2 separate regions of the Homo sapiens genome follow, and region 2 is linked to region 1. A link is an interaction called in ENCODE POLR2A ChIA-PET data of the cell type or tissue named here. Cell type or tissue: PC-9. All regions are shown on one strand. Each heading gives the region's core, and the rest is flanking DNA. Links, peaks and the distances in the headings are about the cores only. Region 1 overlaps CCT5 (chaperonin containing TCP1 subunit 5). Region 2 has its middle 20 kb from the start of ANKRD33B.

What was found. ChIA-PET counts read pairs that join two places held together with the same protein. Peaks named below come from ENCODE experiments on the same cell type or tissue, not always from the same donor. Only the 100,000 strongest peaks of a DNase experiment are listed, where the experiment ranks them.
Region 2: POLR2A ChIA-PET joins it to region 1 with 8 read pairs; 2 of 35 experiments call an interaction of 5 or more read pairs at or near these places.

The regions. Positions count from the first base shown.
Region 1 is chr5:10,262,259-10,274,182 of GRCh38, forward strand. It overlaps CCT5 (chaperonin containing TCP1 subunit 5), which reads left to right. Exons shown (of 11, transcript NM_012073.5): 9 at 223-360; 10 at 876-1,056; 11 at 2,398-4,131. The coding sequence ends at 2,525. Among named protein-coding and RNA genes, the nearest start is that of CCT5, 18 kb to the left of the region's middle. In PC-9, for the core only: no CTCF peak of the experiment used is centred there; no DNase peak of the experiment used is centred there; H3K27ac peaks cover 1,506 bases.
Region 2 is chr5:10,537,214-10,549,958 of GRCh38, forward strand. No RefSeq gene overlaps it. Among named protein-coding and RNA genes, the nearest start is that of ANKRD33B, 20 kb to the right of the region's middle. In PC-9, for the core only: no CTCF peak of the experiment used is centred there; no DNase peak of the experiment used is centred there.

The sequences.
Region 1 (11,924 bases), core at 1,229-3,728:
GCTTGACCGTGTATCCTAGAATGAGTCACTGGCCGCCTCTGCCTCTTGAATTTTGTTAACTACATTGCAGGAAGGAAAGCTAGAAAGATAAATATTATCCGATAGTGGAGGCCATCTAAATATTAGAGCACAGCCTCTCTGTCTTTAAAAAGGTGCCAGATACTTGGCTCTAAATTGACTAGATCTTGATCACATTAATTCAGGCAAAGCTGTTTTCCTTAGATCATTGAGGAGGCGAAACGATCCCTTCACGATGCTTTGTGTGTCATCCGGAACCTCATCCGCGATAATCGTGTGGTGTATGGAGGAGGGGCTGCTGAGATATCCTGTGCCCTGGCAGTTAGCCAAGAGGCGGATAAGGTAAGGGATCTGTGCAGACTTAGTGAAAGATTCAGGCCTCGCTGATGGTGGAGACTGTGAAGCTGCGGAACAGCGAGGTGCTGGATGCAAAACAAGCATCGTGAGCTGTGTGTAGGTGACAGGTGTTTTAATCTAAGTTAATTCCCACGTTCCTGTATTCAGATTCTGGTTACCATAACCTAGCATTTCTCAGCTGTTTTCAGCCAGTTCGTCCTTGAAATAATAAATCTATAGTCTTTTAATGTTATTTGAAATTCAAAATTAATATTATAACTTAAAAATAAAGCCATAAGAGCTGCTGTATTTTGAGACATCTCTCACATGTATGTATACCCTCTGCCTGTATTCTGTGGTGACATTATAATATTCTGATAGATACAAAAATAAAGACAGCCTGTTCTTACAATTCTTTGTGAGCTGACTTTTCAAAGTATGTGATACAGTTGTGTTTTCACGGTGCCGCTGGGTTGTTTTGTTTCGCCAAGTGCACTCACCATACTTCTGTACCTTTCCAGTGCCCCACCTTAGAACAGTATGCCATGAGAGCGTTTGCCGACGCACTGGAGGTCATCCCCATGGCCCTCTCTGAAAACAGTGGCATGAATCCCATCCAGACTATGACCGAAGTCCGAGCCAGACAGGTGAAGGAGATGAACCCTGCTCTTGGCATCGACTGTTTGCACAAGGGGACAAATGGTGAGGAGCTGTCACGCCTCTGCGTGGAGGGGGGGGGATGTCTGATTTAAACTGAATAATCATCCACTGTATGTGCTGTGAGATGATGGTGTCTTTTTAAATATGTAAGCCCACTTCAGGTGTTCAAGTCCTGAATTTTAGAATGTTTGATTGCCGTAGGAATTGGTTAGACTACTAGACCTAGCAACATGAGACTCATTGTAATAACAGTAAAGTGCATATGGTACTATCACCAAAGATGACTTAGGTTTTAATCTCTGGTTTTTGGGAAGTAATGCCTTATTGCTGTTTTTACACAGATGTCTGTCAGTGGGCAGCATATATATAACAGCTCTGAAGTGGGCTTTAGTTCACAGTTCACTGTGTGGTTAATCCTGCACACTGTGGAGTGTTTTCTAAATGTAATATATAACCTCTGTAGCCACTTGTGTAGCTCGGCTCCCAAAAAGATATGGTGGCTGTAGCTTGTTGAAACAGTGGTCTCAGGCATTTCTGTACTAAATCAGGCCATGTCTGTAATCCATCCACAGAATGACAGCTTTTGCTTAAAGGTATAGGTACATTCTGCTTTCCATGCTCAAATTCCAAGGGTTTCAATAGTAGCAACTCTTTGTGAGGCAAACATTTAATGTTTCTAACTTGAATGCCTGGTTGTGCTCAAATTTAGCATTTCTAGGGCCGGGCGCAGTGACTCATGTCTGTAATCCCAGCACTTTAGGAGGCCAAGCCGGGTGGATCACCTGAGGTCAGGAGTTTGACACCAGCCTGACCAACATGGTGAAACACCATCTCTACAAAAAATACAAAATTAGCCAGGCCTGGTCAGGGCAGGCACCTGTAATCCCAGCTACTCGGGAGGCTGAGGCAGGAGAATCGCTTGAACCCGGGACGCAGAGGTTCCAGTGAGCTGAGATCGCACTGTTGTATTCCAGCCTGGGTGACACCTGTCTCCAAAAAAAAAATTAGCATTTCTAGATCTTTCTTGGAAATATCTTACATTTCAGCTGTGGTCAGATGGACTTACTTTAGATTTCCTAAGTTAGGGTATGGATACTTTGTGGGATAAGATGTTCCTGAAAAATGTCACCCTGTAGCTAGTCATTGAAGACAGTGCCCTCCCAACAGCTCTCTTTACCAGGTGCGAGTTCCAGAGTGTCCTTGGAAGTAATGAAATTACATTCATCTGAAAATGAAATATAACTGAAATTAGTGGCTTCCTGCTTGGCTTCCAGGAGTTTGTATTTCTTAAGTCTTACTGTGATTCCCTAAATCAGAAAGAGTTGGTTATTGATAGTTTATTGTATGCTATTTTAGGATAATCAGTGTCCTTGTATTTTTCAGATATGAAGCAACAGCATGTCATAGAAACCTTGATTGGCAAAAAGCAACAGATATCTCTTGCAACACAAATGGTTAGAATGATTTTGAAGATTGATGACATTCGTAAGCCTGGAGAATCTGAAGAATGAAGACATTGAGAAAACTATGTAGCAAGATCCACTTCTGTGATTAAGTAAATGGATGTCTCGTGATGCATCTACAGTTATTTATTGTTACATCCTTTTCCAGACACTGTAGATGCTATAATAAAAATAGCTGTTTGGTAACCATAGTTTCACTTGTTCAAAGCTGTGTAATCGTGGGGGTACCATCTCAACTGCTTTTGTATTCATTGTATTAAAAGAATCTGTTTAAACAACCTTTATCTTCTCTTCGGGTTTAAGAAACGTTTATTGTAACAGTAATTAAATGCTGCCTTAATTGAAGGGGTTTGGGTGGATTTTTTTTTCTCAAAATAAGCTGTAGGGACTATTTTAACAGCTTAAACAGGAGCTCTCAAGATGCACTTTCATATTGAGAGGAATATGGGCTTGATCCTCTTCCTATCTAAATGGGTGGGCCATTTGATTGTAGAGGGTCCACCACAGAATTATGGGATGCCTTAAGTGCTGTTACTAGGTTGCTCACAGCCTAACCTGGCGTGTTGTTTAGGGCTGATGGAGACCCATGTGAGCCTTTGCTTTCCTCTGGCCCCGGCCCCACCCTGAACACAGCTCATACACAGAATCAGGACCAGCATGTGCAGAGCTGGCCACCAGCACAGGCTTAGGGCAGTTCAGAACCCACTTGTTTCCCTATCAGAGGGACACAGTGAAGTGGAGGTTAAAGTAAATTACAGGAAATAAGGGAGAAATCTTGCAGTTACCATGTTCAGATAGAGTGACTGAAATTAATTGTACTTACTAAAGTATTAACTAGCTAACAGTGATGGGCCAAGACGCTCCGAGAACTCTACCGGGATTGTCTGTTCTGACAACCCAGTGAGGCAGATACACTTTCTTACTGCTCACATCTTACAGGTGAGTACTCATAATTGGCCAGCATCTCACCACCAGCAAGTAGTAGGGCCAGGTCAATCCCAGGCAGTCTGACCCCAGAGTGGCCCAGCTCATCCCCTACTCTGTTATTTGCTTGTTAATGATTCTCTAGATTTTCTAAAATAATGTTTCTTAGCATTGTGATGATAAAGCTCATGATGAACTTTATCACTAGTTATGCCACCTTAACTAGTCAGATTTCCTAGAATTAGGAAATGGTGACTCTTGTCTAAATTTGGTTAAGTGATGAATTTGGGTTACCGTCTCATGTGAACCTGGAGATTCACCAGTCTTAACTTTTGGGTCATTGTGTTTTCTCTACATTCATGCATTGGATGTTTTGCTAAATAACTCCTGTGGATTTAGGAATGTGTGCTAATAGCAATCTTCCTAATTTTCATGTTTATATGGAACTATGCAGTTGAGTATTGAAAGCTTTAAACTGAGTTTATTTACAAGGACTGAGTCTAGCCTACAGAGAACATACAGCAGCCTTCTTTGGACCACAGTCTTATCCGAGGGGTCTGTGGTTGTATCAGAAGAGCCACTAAACCAATCCCCCTTTCCAAAATTGAACCTCACAGACGTTCCTGTTTTTTGTGATTGAGAAACTGGTCAATGAACAGGAAGACTTAGAGATGTTTCACAAGCCTTTGATTTTTGTTTCATTTATTTGTAATAAACCTCTTCCACGTGATGTCTTTTATTTTTCACGTTCCAGATCACTCAAGTTTTATTTTGCTGGTACTTTGGCCACACCCTCTCCTTCCCCATGTGGAGCAAAAGCAACTTAGGGTGCTTGACCCAAAGGCTAGATTCCCATGTAAGTCCCCATGTATTACTGCTGGTTCCCGATTTCTACACCTGCTAGATTCATTGGAGGTTTGTTAAATGTCCTGTTTTTAATTTCAGCCTACTCAATTTCTATGTGGGGGCAGTTCCAGGATGTCCTGTAGGTGCCAGATTTCATGGACGCTCAAGTCCCTGATAAAAATCGTGGTATTTGCATATAACATACATCCTCCTGTATACTTTAAATCATCTCTATTATTCATAATATCTAATATAAATGATATGTAAGTGTCATACTGTATTTAGGGAGTAATGACAAGAAAAAATCTACATGTTCAGTACAGATGCAATTTTTTTCTCTGAATGTTCTCAACCTGAGGTTGGTTGAATTCAGATGAGGGTCAACTCTGCAAGCAGCCGCTGTGAGGCACAAATGTCACAGGGAGGGCTAAGAGGCCCATCTCTCTGTTACATTGGACTGAATTTCTTGACTCTCATTTTCTTTCTCTAGGTGAAACAGCTCCAACAGATTGAGGGTTGGGGGGTGTGGCCAGAGGAAGGTGACACGGTAGTAACTGACTAATCAGTAATTTGTAAGCATGGAGAAGTTTCTCCAACCTAGGTGTTCCTTGCAGGCAGTCTTGGCAGAATGGGGTCATCTAAAAGCACCAGAAAAGTGGGGACCAAAGGCAAATGGCCGAGAAAGTGTTGAAGGGCAGGAAAAGTGGGGAAAACACGACAAGGTAGTAAAAATATAAATGTGTGTGCCCTATCACTGCTCTAAATGGTTTATGTACATTAAAACTGGTTTTCAAAGTCTGCTCCATGGATCCCTCGGGGTCCTGGGTCTTTCCAAGGGGCCTATGAGTCAAATGTATTTTCCTACACTGAAGTTACTGCCCTTTTCACTGTGTTGACTTTTGCACTGATGGTGCAAAAGCAGTGACCATTAAAACCACACCTTAGTGTGAGTCAGGTAGTGGCACCATACACTTTCAAAAAGAAAATCATCTTTTTGGCCAGGTGCAGTGGCTCGCACCTGTAATCCCAGCACTTTGGGAGGCTGAGGCAAGAGGAGTCGCTCTAGCCCAGGAGTCAGAGACCAGCCTGGGCAACATACACCCTGTCTCTACCAAAAATAAGTTAGTTGGGCCTGATGGCATGCTTATATGGTCCCAGCTACTTGGGAGGCTGAAGTGGGAAGATCCTTTTGAGCCCAGGAGGTTGAGGGTGCAGTGAGCCATGGTCACACCACTGCAATCCAGCCTGGATGACAGAGCGAGACTCTTTCTCAATAATAAAGTATGAATCTTTGACATTGCATAATGAAATGTGTCAACAACCGGAAGATCTGCTCACTAGACCAATATTTGCCAAATATGCATATGATGTTACAGCATCATGCATAGGTACCAGACCTTTTCAAGATGCAAGATGGACCAGTGTGACAGAAGAAAGTGTATTCAGTCTATCACTTGTTGGGTTTTGGTGCAATATCGAAGAATATCCAGTTTTGTGAAAGGCAATTAAAATACTTCTCCCTTGTCCAACTACATATCTGTGTGTGGCCAGATCTTCATATTCCAGAACATGCTGTGGCCAGACACAGTGGTTCATGCCTGTAACCCAAGCACTTTGGGAGGCTGAGGCAGGAGTATCGCTTGAGCCTAGGAGTTCGAGACCAGCCTGGGCAACAAAGTGAGACTCTGTCTCTACACAAAAAAAATTGTTTAATTAGCAGGGCATGGTGATGTGTGCCTGCAGTCTTACCTACTTGGGAAGCTGAGAAAGGAGGATCCCTCGAGCCCAGGGGGTTAAGCTGCAGTGAGCCATGACCATGCTGTTACTGGCGTTGAATCTGCACAGGTCTGCAACAGCCTCAATTCTCGCCTCCTCAGAAGAAAGAATTCGGCTGAGGGGCATAACGCAGGAGAGACCAAGGCAAGTTTTAGAGCAGGAGTGAAAGTTTGTTAGAAAGCTTTAGGCCAGGCGCGGTGGCTCACGCCTGTAATCCTAGCACTTTGGGAGGCCAAGGTGGGCAGATCACTTGAGGTCAGAAGTTTGAAACCAGCCTGGCCAACGTGGTGAAACCCCGTCTCTACTAAAAACACAAAAACATTAGCCGGGCATAGTGGCAGGAGCCTGTAACCCCAGCTACTCAGGAGGCTGAGGCAAGAGAATCGCTTGAACCAGGGAGGCGGAGGTTGCAGTGAGCCGAGATCACGTCACTACACCCCAGCCTGGGTGACACAGCAAGACTCCGTCTCAAAAACCAAAAATAAAAACAAAAAGCTTTAGAGCAGGAATGAAAGAAAAGTACACTTGGAAGAGGGCCAAGCGGGCAACGAGAGATCCAATGCAGGGTTGGGCCTTTCAACTTGGGGTTTTATATGTTGGCGTACTTCCAGGGTCTTGGGTTACTTCTCCCGATTACACCCCAGGCATGGGCTGTCGCATACACAGTGGCCTGCCAGCACTTGGGAGAGGAGCAGGGCAGTGTGTTTACTGGAGTTCTACACATGCTCACTTGAGGCCTTCTTCCCTTACCAGTCTAGCATTCCAGTTAGATGACGCCATTTTGCCTCTTAATGCGCATGCTTGAGCCCACCTGTCCAACTCCTGAGATGTTGTCAGGAAGCTGCTCATCACCAGTTTCAGGTGTTTTCTATCTATTGGGAGACTGCCCTTCCCAGGCACCGGCTGTGACCAATTGTTATTTTAGGGAGACAGTTAACAACCGCCTGACCATCACCTGAGGGTCAGCTGGCATCACCTGAGGGGGCAAAGGGTTAGGGGCCACTCTTTCTGCCCTGCTCATGCCTGACTAGCTACCTACTGTTAACAGTGTCACTGCATTCCAGCCTGGTCAACAGGGTGAGACCCTGACTCAAAAAAAAAAAAAGTGTAAAAGAATCCTAAAACCAAAACATTTGATCCTCATCATAATCCTAGTCATTGACAAGTCCAAGAGACACTGCATAATTTGAATGGACCACTCCCTTATGGAAATAAACTTTTTAACTTTATATAGTTTTCAGTATAAGCAGCTGAAAATGTGCACTTAGCAGGATGTCTTATTTATCACATGATCTTGACGCCTACTGCAAAGACGCAACTGAAGCCAGCAGTGTGGTCTTTCAGCTCCTCGGCTCCCACTTCGTTTGCAGCAGTTCATCGTCCCTCACCTCCTGTGAGAGGCAGAATTCTAAACCTGTGCTCCCAAGAGCCCATCTGGTTATTCCTTCAGGCACTGATCTAGATACTGTGAGAAGGGACTTCACGGATTTCATTAAGGTTACCAATCAGCTGACCTTAAAAGAGGGCAATTATCCAGGTGGTTCCAATGCAGTCACACAAGCCCACAGGGGCTCACAGATAAAGGTGAAAGATACAGCAGGAGACTCAAGAGATGGCGGCCTTGGCAAGGTGCGGGCGCCCACACCTGTAATCCCAGCACTTAGGAAGGCCGAGGCAAGTTGATCACCTGAGGACAGGAGTTCAAGACCAGCCTGGCCAACATGGCAAAACCCTGGCTCTACTCAAAATGCAAAAATTATCCGGGCATGGTGGCAAGTGCCTGTAATCCCAGTTACTCAGAGGCTGAGGCAGGAGCATCACTTGAACCCTGGAGGCGGAGGTTGCTGTGAGCTGAGATCACACCACTGCCTGGGTGACAGAGGGAGACTCTGTCTCAAAAAAAAAAAAAAAAAAAAAAGAACACCCTGAGGATTCCACATGCCATTGCTGGCTCTGAGATACAGGGACCATGTGCAAGGACTGGAAGCTCTGGGAACTAAGTGTGGCCTCCAGCTGACAGCCAGAGAGAAAACAGGAACCCTGATACTACAGTCGCAAGAAACTGAATTCTGCCAAAAACTCAAATACACTTGGAAGAGGCTTTTTCCCAGAGCCTCCTGACAGGAACCCAGTGAACCAACACCTTAATTTTGGCCTTGTGAATCCCACAGCAGAGCAACCAGCCAAGGCTTCTGATCTACATAACTGTAAAGATATAAATTTGTGTGGTTTAAGTTGCTATGTTTGTGAAAATTTGTCACAGCAGCAATCGGAAACGCATATGCTTCTGTCTTGCCTCAGTGGGGGAGGGGAGAGGGAAGGGTATCTTCCTCCTGCCCGAGACAATTCCAATGTCCCATTGATTCCATCTCTCAGAGCTTGTTTCTCATTTCTGCATCTGAGATTGTCTTTAGTGCTCCTCAGGATGCGTTCTGGACTTATAGTAGGATTGCACTGCCCAGATTCCTTGTGGTTGGATGGGGTTCTGTGACTAGTGAGGGTCTCAGAATACAACACCCCAAAATGAAGGCTTCAGAAGCAGCTCTCTCTGACCTCCTTCCCTCCTGTTTCTGGCCCTTCATTCTGCCCTGAAGCTGAAAACCAGAATCCCTCTTCCCCTAGGTGGTCATAGAAACCAGAACCTCTTTCCCTCAAAGCCAGCCACAAAACCTAAAACTATTACTCTAAAACCACCCCCTGTTGCCACTTCCCTGTAAAAACTGGCCATAAAGAAATTATCTGACCTATCTTGTTTGCCCGTAATTCATAAGACCCCCATTCCAGAGAGGGTCCTGTCTGATAACCAGAAGGAAGAAATGCTGCCCTGAGAGGCCAAGAAGAGTCTCACCAGGCCTTGCTGGGGCCCCCACTCAGTCCACTGGCATTAGATCAGACCCTTTTTCTCCAACCGTATTTCCACGTGCTGCCCACACTTTGTTGAACCTAAGCAAAAAAATGGACAGTTTTGTGGCTCATGACTGTAATTCCAGCACTTTGGGAGGCTGAGGTGGGAGGATCACTGGAGCCCAGGAACTCCAGCCAATCTGGGTAACATAGTGAGAGTTCATCTCTACAAAAAACTTAACCGGGTGTGGTGGCACGCACTTGCAGTCCCAGCAACTTGAAAGGCTGAGGCTGGAGGATTGCTTGAGTCCAGGAGTTGGAGGCTGCAGTGAGCCATGATCACACCACCGCACTGCAGCCTGGGTGACAAAGCGAGACCCTGTCTCTAAAACAACCAATCAGTAAAGGACAATTTCCCCTGTGTCTTTGGGTCATCGTTCTGATGGCTCCCATGTCACATAAAACTATGATCAAATAAATTTGTATGCCTTTTTTCCTATTAATCTGCCTCTTGTCAGTGACTTTCAGAGGGTGATACGGAAGTTTTCCCTTAACCCCTACGCTAGTACAGTCCAGCGTCTGTGGCAGCAGTATGATTTCCAGGTTAGAGCATGTACATGCCAAGGCAAGACCCTTCAAGGCTCACTCTTCTGAGCACACAGCACAGTGCACTATTCAAGGCAGTGGCTGCCCCATCCGCTGAGGCTCCCCAGAGGTGAAGATGATGTAAGTCCTCTGGCAACACGCAAGGGACATGGAACATGGTAAGAATCCAGCTCTTTGCTGGTTTAGACCCTGAGAATAGGCTCCTCCTGTCTGTAAATCTCTCTTACCTACACACACAGCCTCCCCTCCTCTGTTAGCACTTTCCAGCATGAATCTCACCTTAAAAAGCAAAAACCAGCCGGGTGCAGTGGCTCACACCTGTAATCCTACCACTTTGAGAGACTGAGGCAGGAGGATCACTTGAGTTCAGGAGTTCGATACCAGCCTGGGCAACACAGTGTGACTCTGTCTCTTAAAAAAAAAAAAAAAAAAAAAAAAAAAAGCCAGGTGTGGTGGTATGTACCTGTAGTCCCTGCTACTCAGGAGGCTGAGGAGGGAGGTTTGCTTGGGCCTGGGAGACAGAGGTTGCAGTGAGTGGTGATTGGAATACCGCACTCCAGCCTGGGCAACACAGCCAGATCCTGTCTCAACAAAAAAAAAAAAAAGAAAAAAAACCAAAGCATAGGAAAACAAAACCCTTCAATTGTGTCCCCTGGAGCCATCTCTTCCTGTTCACTCCGTTACTCTGCAGCACTGTTGTCAGCCCCGCTTCCTCTCCTGCCTTCCACCTTCTGCTCCCTCCACCCACAGCGATGGTCTGTGGACCCCACCCTGCATAGAAACCACTCGTGCTGCAATCACTGTGTCCTTCTGCTGCAAATCCCTGGGGTGCTCTCTGAGTTGGAGTCCTCTTTCTCACACACACAACCTTTTCCTGTCTTTTTTTTAAAAAAATTCTCTTCCTTTGTGAAGCTCCTCTGGTGACTTTCCTGGAGCTCTGCCCTCTAGTTGCTCCTACATCCCTGGCTGCTCCCCACCTCTGGCCGTCCCCCTCTGCGGTTGCCACTTAATATGCATTCAGGGAGAACTACCCTGGGTCCACCAGCATTTACTCAAGGGTGAGGCATGCTGATGACACTTCACCTACTGTTACCAGTGTGAATCTGAAGGGTCTACATCAAATCAAATCCTTGCCTCCTCGAATGAAAGAATTCAGCTGCGGGTCGTAAGGCAGAGGGACAGACTGAGGCAAGTTTTAAAGGAGGAGTGAGAGTTTATCAAAAAGTTTTAGAGCAAGAACGAAAGGAAGCAAAGTACACTTGGAAGAGGGCCAAGTGCCCTGTTTGGTCTGTGACTTGGGGTTTTATACGCTGGCATGGTTCCGAGGTTTGCATTTCTTTTCCCTTCCAAGGGAAAACTCCCACCAAGTCTCTCCCATGACACGTGGGGATTATGGGAACTACAATTCAAGATGAGATTTGAGTGAGGACACAGCCAAACCACATCAGTCAGGCTCACATCTCTGCTTCCTGTTACTGTGCTCCTTCCCTCTCCAGAGGGGCCGAACTTTAATCTTTCTAAAATGCAAATACCATTGATAAGTTCTGCTGCTCTCATCTAAAGGCCTGAAAAGCACATCCCCACCTTGGGACTCAGAGGGGCCAGCCCTACCGGGACTGGCTGCCCTTTTACAGAAGAAGGGGTGGGGTGATCCTGAGGCCGCAGGCATCCTTCTTGCTTGGTCTTCTAGAACAGGAATGCACTGAGTTTGCAGGTTGCTGGCGCCCCAGGACTGATAAGACTGCCCACGTTGGCCAGGCATTGGGATAACTCTTCCCTTGGAGCAGGCTGTCCACCATCTTGCCTCTTAGGGTGCATGCTTGGGTCTGCTTGCCCAAATCCTGAGATCTTATCAGGAAGCTACTGATCACCAGCTTCAGATGTTTCTCTCTATAGGGAGACTGCCTTTCCCTGGTGCTGGCTGTGACCAAGTATTATTTTAGAGAGACAGTTTAACAACCACCTGACCATCGCCTGATGGCCACCTGACATTCCTGGGGAGGTAGACCTCTCCTGCCCTGCTTATGTCTTCCTGACTACCTACTCTAACAATGCACCCCTGCAGAGTTATGTTATTTTACTGAGTTTATAGCTTTTACATTGAGAAAAACTGAGGGTCAGAGAAGCACATTGCCCAAACCCACAAGCTAAACATGAAGCATGGATACACCCAGCTTTTCCCTCCTGAGCCTCCTCTTCTCACCCTCGTCTTCCTCACACTCTCCCTCTGCCATACCCGCCACAGCCACCTCATGGATGACTCCCAACGTTACAGAGCCACATGGGTCTCATACAACTGCCCCCCACAACCAGCCTCCACACTCCTCTTCATAGCCCACCAAAGCCCAGCTCTGTCCAGAGGGAGCGCACCCCATCCCTGGCTAAGTGAGTCAGGGTCTAATCCAATCCCGTCACCAATTCCCCTTCAGCTGATGCCCAGGTCCTCGGCCT
Region 2 (12,745 bases), core at 4,780-7,279, 280 kb after region 1:
CCTTCCAGAAGAGACTGTCAGCCACATGCATGACACCGGCATGTCTTGAGGGGCTGTGGTCTCTCCCCTGCTACTGCTCACTGAAGAGTTCGAGTGTTATGCTCTACTGGAACCCCAAAGCCTGCATGTCCCTTTCTGCTGTGGCTTCTCTCCTTTCCTTTTAAAGCAAATGCTTATGTAATCCCGCAGTCACTCTGTGACAGGTCCTGATAAGCCTTTCTCACGTTAACTCATTAAATCCTGGTGAGGCCCTCAGAGCCAGGCGTTGCTCTGGGCCCCCCTGTGCCAACAGCTCCCCAAGGGGCTCCGACAGAAGGACACTGGTATTCATCATTTGCTGCAGCTCTTAGACAACTCTCCCGGCAGGGAAGTTCTCTGTTCAGGCTAATGAAAGTCCCTCCTTGGCTCTTCCATGCCCCACAAGGCATCCCAGGCCACCATTCCTACCGCCCTCAAAGACTCTGGGGAGAGGAGCCAGTTACAGAGGGAATCCAGGTCCATCCCTTTAAGGAGGGCACATCCCAGACTGTCCCAGGGGAGCCTGTGCAGTGCCAGAGGGCCTGAAGCCAGTGGGCAGAGAGAGGGCTGCTGCAGTCGGTGGGGAGGAAGTCACCCCTTCTCCAGCTCCATGATGCTGCCTCACGGTGAGGATGCCCACATCCTGGGCACCCCCTTTGTCTTTCTCTGCCCACCGCACAAACCCAGAGGTGGGAGGGAAACTCATGGTGAGGTGAGGTGCTGTGACTCAGGAGAGCTGGAGTGTGGACCATGTCCATCCCCAAGTCCTGGCCTTTCCTGTTACTCTCTATCATCCAGTGACCTGAGTGATGCTTCCAGGAGATGGAAGAGTTTCGGGGCAAAAGCCCAGACCCTAGAAGTCCAGATGGTGGCCATAAGAATGTAGGAGCGAACTGGACTTGGTGACCACCTGCAGTCCTGCACAGGAAAGCCCTGGAGGGAGGCTCTTGGGGACCCTCTTGGGGACCCTCTCGGTGCCCTGTTATGTTGTGCATGTAGGAGACAGTGTGAGAGAGACTGGATGTGAGTGTGTCAGAGTGTGTGCCTGCATGAGCGAGGCTGAGTGTGTGCGTGAGTGACTGTGAGGGTGTGTGGGTGTGAGGGTGCGTGAGTCAGGATGGGTGTGTGAACACACAGTGGGCAGGAACCCACACTTCTGAATGGATTGTGAGTGTTTTGGGGGCTCCTGGTGCCTTGATCAGGGGTCAGGATCTCTGGCTGTCCCCACCTCCACCTGGAAGAACCAGTCTTCTTCCTGACACTTTTCTGGGCTTCTGAGCCTGGGCTTGGCATCCTCTCTGCAGCCTCCGAGCCTGGGCTTGGCGTCTTCTCTTCAGCCTCTGAGCCTGGGCTTGGCGTATTCTCTGCAGCCTCTGAGGCTGGGCTTGGCATCCTCTCTGCAGCCTTCGAGCCTATGCTTGGTGTCCTCTCTGCAGCCCCCGAGCCTGGGCTTGGCGTCCCCTTTGCAGCCTTTGATCCTTGGCTTGGTGTGCTCTCTGTAGGCAGCCACCTAGGGGGAGCAGCATGGAGCGAGAGTGGGCAGTGGGCGCCGACTCCATGCCACGCCTGCTATGAAATGCTGATTCTAAGCTGGGAATAAATTCCTTGCTAGAAGAACATGCTGTGCAAGGTGGAAAAGGAACAAATAGAACCTCCCCACGCCTCCCACATGCGTGGGGCTCTGGCAGGGAAAGAGATGACTGATTGCTGTCGCAGAAGCGCAGATGCAGGGAGCAACCCGACCCACACCTCCATGGCATGGCAGGCTAATTCATGTTCTTCCTCATGATTTCTTATGTTGTGCTACCTCCAAGGAGTCACTGTAAACATTCGCTGTAGGATTACTCCGTTCCCCCCTTCGTTCCTGTAACACATCCAAACATGTAAAACAAGTCATTTGAAAGTTAGACTGATAACATCCAGACTGGAGTAGGATACATCCAACAATTAGCTTAGTCTGGTTTTATAGGCGTGTATTCTTGTGAAACAGGTCCGACTGTGTTTACCCTTTCCGCAGGGAAAATCTAGTGGAGACGCGGCTGGAGTTGAGGCATTTGCAGTTGAGGCTGGATCATGGTCCACTGTGCTGGCTGAGTCCCCCAGCCCCACTTCCCCAGGTGATTTGGAAACCTTGCTGGGCATGTTTCAGCAGCAAATCAGGCAAGCCTAGTCCCATGTCTTTGGGTTGACCTGGAGACCTGACTGCTGGGAATGCCCACAGCCCTATCTCAAAGAGCGTGCTCCGCTCCCAGGCCCTACTGGCCCCTTCTTGGCTTCAGCTGAGTTGGTCAAGAGTGGATGGGCTCCCAACCCCAGAGAAACTCATGCGGCTGCCTGAGAAACACACTGACACGCAGAGGGCTGAACAGGAAGGGAAGGACTGGGCTGGTCGTCTTCCTGGTTGTGATAACTGACTGGGTTGGAGCAAAAGTTAAAGCTGCAACATGGTCAGCAGGTGAAACAGGAGTCGTGAGAGATCCAAGGCTGGTCAGATTTGTGTGAGTGGGAAGATTCAGTGAGCTAGAGAAAGCACTAAGCCAGCGCAGTGGAGGACCAGAGAGAAAACTGCTGTCTTTGTCAGCTGGGCTGCTATGGCAAAATACCACAGACTGGGTGGCTTACACAACAGGAATTTATTTCTGGAAGTCCAGGATTGAGGTTCTGGCTGATTCAGTTCCTGATGAGAGATGTCTTCCTGCCTTGTAGGTGACTGCCCTCTTGCCCTGTCCTCATATGATGGAGAAAGAGAGAGCGCTCTGGAGTCTCTTCTTACGAAGGCACTCATTTTGTCATGGCCTCATTTAAAGCTAATCACCTCCCCAAAGCCCCATCTCCTAATACCATCATACTGGGGGTTAGGGCTTCAACACAAGAATTGGCGGGGAGACAAACATTCAGTCCATACCAGCAGATACGGGAGACCTGATCTATGGCACAGGCCTCCTCTAGTTCATTCCACGATGCTTTGCACCGACGGGATACCCAGTTCAGGGTTGCCAAGGCCTGTCCGAACCACATGTCAGGGTCTCGGGCATTAGGAAGTTCTGTCACCTCCTAATTTATTACTCCGATGACAGGAAACTCCACCCTCTAACTTTCGAGTCTTAGGAGAGTCTCTGTCCCTTGATAAGGGGGGCGGGGGGGTGGGGGTAAGGAAGAATCCAGGCCAGGCATGGTGGCTCACACCTATGATCCCAGCACTTTGGGAGGCTGAGGCGGGTGGATCACTTGAGATCAGGAGTTCAAGACTTAGCCTGGCCAACATGGTGAAACCCCATCTCTACCAAAAAAATACAAAAAAAAAAAAAAAAAAAAAATTAGCCGGGCATGGTGGCATGTGCCTATAATCCCAGCTACTCAAGAGGCTGAGGCAGGCAAATCACTTGAACCCAGGAGGCAGAGGTTGCAGTGAGCTGAGATTATGCCACTGCACTCCACCTTGGGCGACAGAGCAACACTCCATCTCAAAAAAAAAAAAAAAAAAAAAAGAAAAGAGAAACTCTCAGTTAAGTAAGTCAGTCTTCTGCCAAGTAAGTTTTTATTTTCTTTTTCTTTTTTTCTTCTTTAAATAATAAAGATGGGGTCTTGCTATGTTGCCCAGGCTAGTCTCAAAGGCCTGGCCTCAAATGATCCTGCCACCTCTGCCTCCCAAAGTGCTAGAATTACAGATGTGAGCCACCACACCTGGCCCCAAGTAGGTTTTTAAAATGCAGATGGTACAGGGTCCAGATGAGAACCCTAGGGCCTGTCCACTGCTCTGGTTGGAGCATTCAACCAGCTACGTCCCTCTCTGCTCCAGTGGCCCTCACCCTCACTCACCTACCAGCAGCCTATGAAAGATTGGTATTAACTATTAGATGAAATCCAGTTCTATTCAAAGTTTTTAGAGCTTTGTAAAGGGCCTACTGTGTGCAGGGTACCATGTGGGGTCCCCTGGAGGATGCGTGAATGATGGAGACACGATGCCAACCTTCCATCAGGAGAAGCACAGAAAGAATTTAGCCAAGAAGCCAGCAGGGTGGAGGGATGCCAGGAGGACCCTGAAGGCCCTGCTAAGGATTAAGGCAATTATATTTTACATTCCTCCAACCGGAGACTCTGGAAGTAGACGAAGTGAGCCCCTGCAGTGCATAGTGACTTTCCTCCAAAGAGCACAGCATAGGAACGGGGAGGGCAAAGAGCAACACTGCCATGGGAAGACCTGACCATCGCCGCCTGTCACATGGTCAAGGTCAAGCGTTAGTCGGGTTGACGAGGTGTGCCCTTGCTGTGATGCAATACACGTGGAGCTTTGCCTCTGTGGTCTTCCCCACTAAAACTCACAGCCTTCATCTCACCGTGAGAAAAAAAAATCAGGCAAATTCTGATAGAGGAGCATCCTACAATATCCCTCATCAGTCCTCCTGAAAACCACCAAGATCATCCAAAACCCCGAGTCAGAAACTGTCACAGCAAGAGGGGTCTAAAGACACATGATGACTAGATGTCACGTGAGACCCTGGATGGGATCCTGGAACAGAAAATGGATATTAGGTAAAAACGAAGGAAATCCGAATAATCTAGGGACTTTAGTTCCTAATAATACGTCGGTATTGGTTCGCTAATTATAACAAAATTACTATACTAATGTTAGGTATTAATAATAGGGGCATGGCATATGGGAACTCTGAACTATATGCTCAATATATCTGTAAATCTAAAACTATTTTTTTTGAAGAGCATCTTTTTTTTTTTTTTTTTTTTAACCCTGCAGCAATGAGCTTTGGGATGGACAGCCTGTGAACCAGACTCTCCCTCTCTCCAGGAAATTTGGTGAGCTATTCAGCATCTTTTTAATCTCTTTCTTGCTTAAACTAGCTGCAGTGAGAGCTCTGTTGTCTGCAACCAAGAATCTAGACTAATACCTGCATTTAGTTATTTACATACAGTGTTTAAAAAAGAGAGAGCTGCAGGAGATTTGGTGTCATTTTCCATTTTGAGCTGCGATCATTTTTAAAATGCAGGATAATGTCTGCAAAGTACCTGGGGATAGAGTCAGGACTAATGAGATAATATCTGCAAAATGCTTTGAGTTCCCTGGAGCTGCTGAGAGGCAAGGAACATGCATTATCATCATTAGAAAAAACAAGCTTTGAAAACTTTGGCAGGAAGGCGGATATAAGTGGAAATCAGTTCAATTACTCATGCCTTTCAAAATAGACAAGTTCTATAAAAGTTAAAGTATTTTTTTTTTTTGTAAATCAAATTCCTCTTCATTTCCTCTGTCAAACATTACTGTTCTATGATCTTTCAATTATTTTTGGTTGGACTCCCTTTGACAATGTATTGAAGCAGCTTTCGTTTCTCTGCTTCCAGATTCTCTGGCAGAATATTCTCAAACTTCAAATCTATCTCCATTTTGAGAAAATATACAAAGCATATGCTTTCTTTTAATGTTACTTGAAATTTCAAAACAACATGGTGACCAAAACTAAACCAATACAATGATAGGAATAGAAGAAAATATTATTTTTATTTTTCAAATTTTTTATTTTATTTATTTACTTACCTATTTATTTTTTGAGACAGGGTCTTGCTCTGTTGCCCAGGCTGGAAGGCAGTGGCACGATCACGGCCACAGCCTCCCAAGTAGCTGGGGCTACAGGTGTGCCCCACCGTAATTGGCTAATGTTTTATTTATTTTTGTTTTTTGTAGGGAGGGCATCTCCCTAGGTTGTCTAGACTGGTCTCAAACTCCTGGGCTCAAGCGATTCTCCTGCCTCAGCCTCCCAAAGTGCTGGAATTTACAGGCGTGAAGCCACCACACTCGGCCATCTTTAAAGATACATTAAAAAAATTTGTCAGTTTATATATGAGTAAGCTTGGAGTCTTGCATTGGCATCTTCTGAAGAAGAGGGAGAACAGAGCTCATCATGACCCTTTCAACATCTAGCCTAACGCACTGTTTTGTTTTCAAAGTCCGTAGGAAGGAAAAATCAAATATAGACGGGTAAAAATAGAAAAATGATAAGAATGCTTTCTCTCGTTTTAAGGAGGGAGATTTTACCTAGCAATTCTCCAAAGTTCTTGTATCAGTTAAGACTTTGTTGTGATTAACAGGGATTATCATCTCCCATTCTACTTGGGTTACCTGTGACCCAAGCTGTTTTTCTTCTAAAACCTTACAGAAGATCACAAGAATTAGCCAACACATTCTAAACATTTCCTAAAACATCCCCTCAAACTATCATAATGGATAAATGACCTATTTCTTAAGATATAATTGAAGACAATTTAATTAACTATTTTGCAAACATGTAATAAGAATTCCTCGTTTCAAAACTGGGCTAGAGGTATCCTCACTGTTCTCTGGGCAATTTAGCTTGTTAGTGTTTATGATTTGCAACACTTACCTCCTGGCACCAAATTCAGATTTAGCAAAGATTCTTTATGTGGCAAGTAATTAGAAACCCAACTTAAACTGTCTTAGATGACAAAGGAGATTCATTGGTTCCCATTATAGAAGTCCAGAGGTGGGCAGATTTCCGGGCAGGTTGATGCAATGACTCAGTTATGTAATCTAGGAAGCCCGTCTGTCCTTTTTCTGTTCCTTTTGTAGACACAGTTTTATCTAGGGACCCATTTCCTTTATAGACTTGTAAATGTCAAAGCCAAGCCGGGTACAGTGGCTCACGCCTGTAATCTTAGCACTTTGGGAGGCCAAGGCGGGTGGATTACCTGAGGTCAGTGGTTCGAGACCAGCCTGGCCAACATGGTGAAACCTTGTCTCTACTAAAAATGCAAAAATTAGCCAGGCATGGTGATGCACGCCTGTAATCCCAGCTACTCGGGAGGCTGAGTCAGGAGAATCACTTGAACCCGGGAGGTGGAGCTTGCAGTGAGCCAAGACTGCGCCACTGCACTCTAGCCTGGGCGACAGAATGAGACTTGGTCTCAAAAAAAAGAAAGAAATTCTTGGTGGTGTTTCCTGGTACAGATAGAATATTAGGAGGAAAGAGGATTTCTTGATAAGCTCTGAAATAGGATTTTTCAGCCATGATATCTAGAAAATAGTCCCCCAATTCAGCCTAAGCATGCACTAGGTAAAAGTTTATTTTTCTGTGAAATTATCTTAAGAACATTGTGTTTGAAAGTTTTATGTTGAAACAAATAAATAGACCATTTTAGTAATGATTCCTGACATCTGTGACTTGATTTGAGCTCTAAATGTTTTAATAAGGCAAAGTTCATATTCAAACTTTTGAACATAGTTGTCTAATATGATAAGCTTTGCTGGAAGATCTTTTGAGGAGTTTCTTTTCTCTAGTATTCCAAACATAGGATACCTGTCTCAACCAGCAGGTAAAAATGCTTATTTTCCTTTGACAACCAATAAACTCCAGTACCCAGTGGAGCAGCACTTTCTGATTGGCATTCAGATCTTCATCCAGAGCAAAGCAAAACATCTGGGGGTTGACACACAGTTTTTCATTTCATTGATTATCTTTAGTTGAAGTTTTCTTATCGATTTCTGGACAGAGTTTTGAAAGGTACCACTGATGGTCCATGACAGAGCACACACCAGAAATGAGTGTTTTTCCTTTGATTTTCACTCAGTATCAGCAAACCCCAGTTCATCTGGAGCACTAGCATGGCAAAACCCCATTAAGAATGTTTTTTTTTTTTTTTTTGCTATTTAGCAAACTTGCTTAGAAGAATTTTCATGCAGTGTTAAAAATTTTCATGCAGTGTTAAAAATATCATAAGGGACTGGGTGCAGTGGCTCATGCCTGTAATCCTAGCACTTTGGGAGGCTGACGCAGGTGGATTATCTGAGCTCAGGGGTTTGAGATCAGTCTGGGCAACACAGTGAAACCCCGTGTCTACCAAAATACAAAAAAAAAAAAAAAACCAAAAAACAACAACAAAAAAAACTAGCCAGGAGTGGTGGCGTGCGCCTTTAGTCCCAGCTACTTGGGAGACTGAGGCATGAGAATTGCTTGAACCGGGAGGTGAAGGTTGCAGGGATCTGAGATCGAGCCACTGCGTTCCAGCCTGGGTGACAGAGAGACTCTCTCTCTCTCTCTGTCTCTCTCTCTCTCTCTCTCTCTGTCTCTCTCTCTCTCTCTCTGTCTCTCTCTCTCTCTCTCTCTCTCTGTGTATATATATATAAAGGTTTTATGATGATCTCCAAGGTCCCAGAAACCACAATTCTTTTCCAACAGAATCTCGAGTCATTGTGCCTAGACGAATGACCATACTCAATTTCCTTTGTTATCGTAACAGGGACAAGAGAGGTGTTATATCAATCTTTTGCAAAACTTGAAGTTTCACATCCTAAGCTAATTCAGCTAATCATTTTTCAATTGAAAAATGGGACTGGCTTAAACAGCAATCTGAAACATTCTGTCAGATTCCTCTCCAAAGAAAACTTTGGCAGCTGTCAGAATGCAAATTGTCACACAAGTTCCACTGCCATGATAGGTTAGCTTTTGTTGTTGTTAGTGTTGTTTTAATCTTGAGGATGGGAAAGGCTAATTCATACAGAATCTACAGCACCTTGTCCATTCCCAAGAGTGTGGTCTTGTTCTGTCCAATCTTCTGTGCTCCTGAAAATGCTCCTTTGCTGGAAAAACAAATGTATAAACATATAAAAATTCTTCTTAAAATATTTTGACTAAAATATTATTTAAATCAAGAATTTCTGGCATAATTACACAACATTTTTGGAAATGTAGCATACTGAAAGAAATGCTCCATTCTTTTGCATGAATCCATACATGACAGTAAACATTGTCAAAAATTTTGATGACATCTTCAACCCTCCCCACACAAAGCTCTGTAAAAACGAAAGGTTTTGGCAAAAACACTTGGTCCCACACTTGTAGAATGACAATATTGTATCGACTTGTACAGATAAAAACCAGCCCATCTTCAAGTTTGGTTGCTAGGAGCAGGAAACTCTAATATGATGCAGGAAATATATTTGCTTCCGTGGAAAATTGTGCATTTTCTTAGTAGCTAGAACTCCAGGGTATCTGATTTTAGCCTTTCGTTGTCTTTGAGCTATTTCATACCTCAGGAAGTTGTAGATAACTGTGTTAGTTACTTAGGGCTATTGTAACACAGCACCACAAATTGGGTAACTTAGCACAACAGACATTGATCACTTCACAGTTCCAGACGTTACTGGAACTGAAGGCTCCAGTTCAGAGCTTACTGAGACTGCAACCGACGTCTCAGCAAGACCAAGCCCTCTCTAAAGGCTCTAGGAGAGGTTCCTTCCCGCCCTCTTCCCAGCTCCTGGCAGTTGCTGTCAATGCTTGGTGCTTCTTGGTTTGTAGACGCATCATTCTGATTTCTGCCTCCATCTTTACATTGCCTTCTCCACTGTGTGTCTGGGTCTCTGTGTCCGAGTTGCCCTCTTCTTATAAAGATATCAGCCATGTTAGACTTACGGTCTACTCTTCTCCAGTATGACCTCACTTAACATTATTATGTCTGCAAAGACCCTATTTCCAAATAAGGTCACATTCACAGGTTCTGGGTGGACATGAGTTATTGGTGGACACTATTCAACCTAGTACAGTAACTGATAGCAATGAGAAATAATTCTTGTTTATAGATATGCAAATTCTGTCATGTTCAGAAGAGGTTCAACTGACTTCTTGCCCAGCCACCTTGGAAAATCAGTTTTGCCTTAATTTGCACAATCATTTCCATATTCCTGATCTAGAAACACATCTGCTCTTCAGATTATCTTTAAACTGGATGGAACACCTGCCTTGTTCCTTCATTTATGGAAGAAAATCTTTAATAAGCATTCATTTGTATATCTGTAAGGGAGTCATGATTTTTTTTGTTTTCTTTTTTTAAAATTATCTTTAACAGTGAAAAGGGGAGAAAACAGGAAGCACAAGGGAATTCCCTTCCCTCCCATGGGCCAGGGCCAGTCCTAAGCAAAGTGCTGCAGAAGGGCAAGGCTGTCCTGAGCAACCTTGACCACCTACTCAATAACTGCTCCAGGCTGGGTGTGGCTTCATGCCAGCTCTTTGGGAGGTCGAGGCAGGAGGATCCCATGAGGCCAGGAGTTCCAGACCAGCCTAGGCAGCACAGTGAAACCTTGTCTCTACAACAAATAAAAAATTAGCCAGGTGTGGTGGTGCATGCCTGTAGTCCCAGCTACTAGAGAGGCTGAGGTGGGAGGATCGCTTGAGCCCAGGAAGTGGAGGCTGCAGTGAGCTATGATTGTGCCACTGTACTTCAGCCTGGGCCAAAAAAACAAAACGAAACAAAATGAACAAACATGCTCCACCCTCTCAGTTCATCTTCTTGGGTTCTCTGCACTTCATCTCAAGTGGTGGGGGTCCTTACTTGAGGCCTGAGTCAAAGACTTTCTCCTGAATCTAACCCACCTTCCTGCATCCATATGCTCACCATCCCCAGTGGCTCCTATGCGAGCCACAGTTGGGAGATATCTGACCCCTTTTTTCCACCAAACTCCCCCACCATGCTGCTGCTGACCCAATTTCACCACTGCTCAGTGTGATTTCTAGTAATGAATAATAATTAGACTCTGAGCCTGCTTTCCCCAGTTTCATCCTGTGCTGCCTCTGAACTCACGTGATATCAAAACCTTTTTTTTTTCTTAAACAATTGATTCCTCTGGCATAGCAACAAACAGATAGCTAGAAAGTCAGCTCTGTAAATTGAGAAACTTTTCAGATAAATCATTATTTGTATTTTTTTATTGCTTTTTTTTTCTCATTTGCCTCTTTAGTAGGTGATTTGGCGTAAGTTTTCAAAAGCCTTTCAAAGCTATATGGAGCCAGGTATGGTGGCTTGCACCTGCAGTCCCAGCTACTCAGGAAGCCAAGGCAAGAGGATTGCTTGAGCCCAGGAGTTTGAGGCCAACCTGGGCAACATAATGATACCCAGTCTCTAAAACAAACAAACAAAAAGTACAGGAACAACAAAGGTATACAAGAAAACTTTTGGAGGTGACGGGTAGGTTTATTACCTCAGTTGTGGTAACATGAGGCTGTTTATATGGCCCAGCTCACCAAATTGTATATAGTAATTAGGTACAGTTTTTTCATATGCCAATTATGCATCAATAAAGCTGGAAAAAACATATAAATAATTCCACTTATAGAAATAATTATAAGCATATAAAAGACAGTTGAGCCAAGATAGATACACACGGCGGTGCATTGCGCTTTTGTTTACAACAGTGACCACTGGAAAGAAGCCAGGGGCCCATCACCATTGGATTGTTTGAATGAATGATGGCATGTCAATGCCATTCAGTGCTACACAGCCACGAAGAAGGCCGCAGATTTGTGTTGTTAGCATGTAAGTTGGCATGTGTTAGCGTGTGTGTTGGCATGTGTTAGTGCATGTGTTAGTGCGCGTGTCGGCACGCGTTAGCGTGCGTGTCGGCGTGTTAGCGTGCGTGTCGGCATGTGTTAGCGTGCGTGTCGGCATGTTAGCGTGTGTGTCGGCATGTGTTAGTGCGTGTGTCGGCATGTTAGCATGTGTGTCGGCATGTGTTAGCGTGTGCGTTGGCATGTGTTAGTGCATGTCGGCATGTGTTAGCATGTGTGTCGGCATGTGTTAGCATGTGTGTCGGCATGTGTTAGCATGTGTGTCGGCATGTGTTAGTGCATGTTGGCATGTGTTAGCATGTGTGTTGGCATGTGTTAGTGTGCGTGTCGGCATGTGTTAGCGCGTGTGTCGGCATGTTAGCATGTGTGTCAGCATGTGTTAGCACACGTGTCGGCATGTGTTAGCACGCGTGTCAGCATGTGTTAGCGTGCGTGTCGGCATGTGTTGGTGTGCGTGTCGGCATGTGTTGGTGTGCGTGTCGGCATGTGTTGGTGTGCGTGTCAGCATGTTAGCATGTGTCTGCGTTAGCGTGCGTGTCGGCATGTGTTAGCACATGTGTTGGCATGTGTTAGTGTGCGTGTCGGCATGTGTTGGTGTGCGTGTCGGCATGTGTTGGTGTGCGTGTCGGCATGTGTTAGTGTGCGTGTTGGCATGTGTTAGCGTGCGTGTCGGCATGTGTTGGTGTGCGTGTCGGCATGTGTTAGCACGTGTCGGCATGTTAGTGTGCGTGTCGGCATGTGTTGGTGTGCGTGTCGGCATGTTAGCATGTGTGTCGGCATGTGTTAGCGTGCGTGTCGGCATGTGTTGGTGTGCGTGTCGGCATGTTAGCCTGTGTGTCGGCATGTGTTAGTGCATGTCGGCATGTGTTAGTGCATGTCGGCATGTGTTAGCATGTGTGTTGGTTTGCTAGGGCTGCCATAACCAAGTCACAGAAACCAGGTATCTTACAACAACAGAAGTGAATGGTCTCATGATCCTAAAAGCTAGAAGTTTGAAATCAAGGCATCTGCAGGACAATGTAGGGGAGACTCCTTCCTGCCTCCTCCAGCCTCTGGTGGCTCTCAGCAATCCTTGGCATTCATTAGCTTTAAGCGGCATCACCTCAACCTCTGCCTCTATCTTCACAGGTTCACACGGCCTTCTCTCTGTGTGTCTCTCTCCTCTTCTTTTCTTTTTTTTGAGATGGAGTTTCGCTCTTGTTGCCCAGTCTGGAGTGCAATGGCACAATCTCGGCTCACTGCAACCTCTGCCTCCCGGGTTCAAGCAATTCTCCTGCCTCAGCCTCCCAAAGTAGCTGGGATTACAGGCACCTGTCACCACACCTGCCTAATTTTGTATTTTTAGTAGAGGCAGAGTTTCA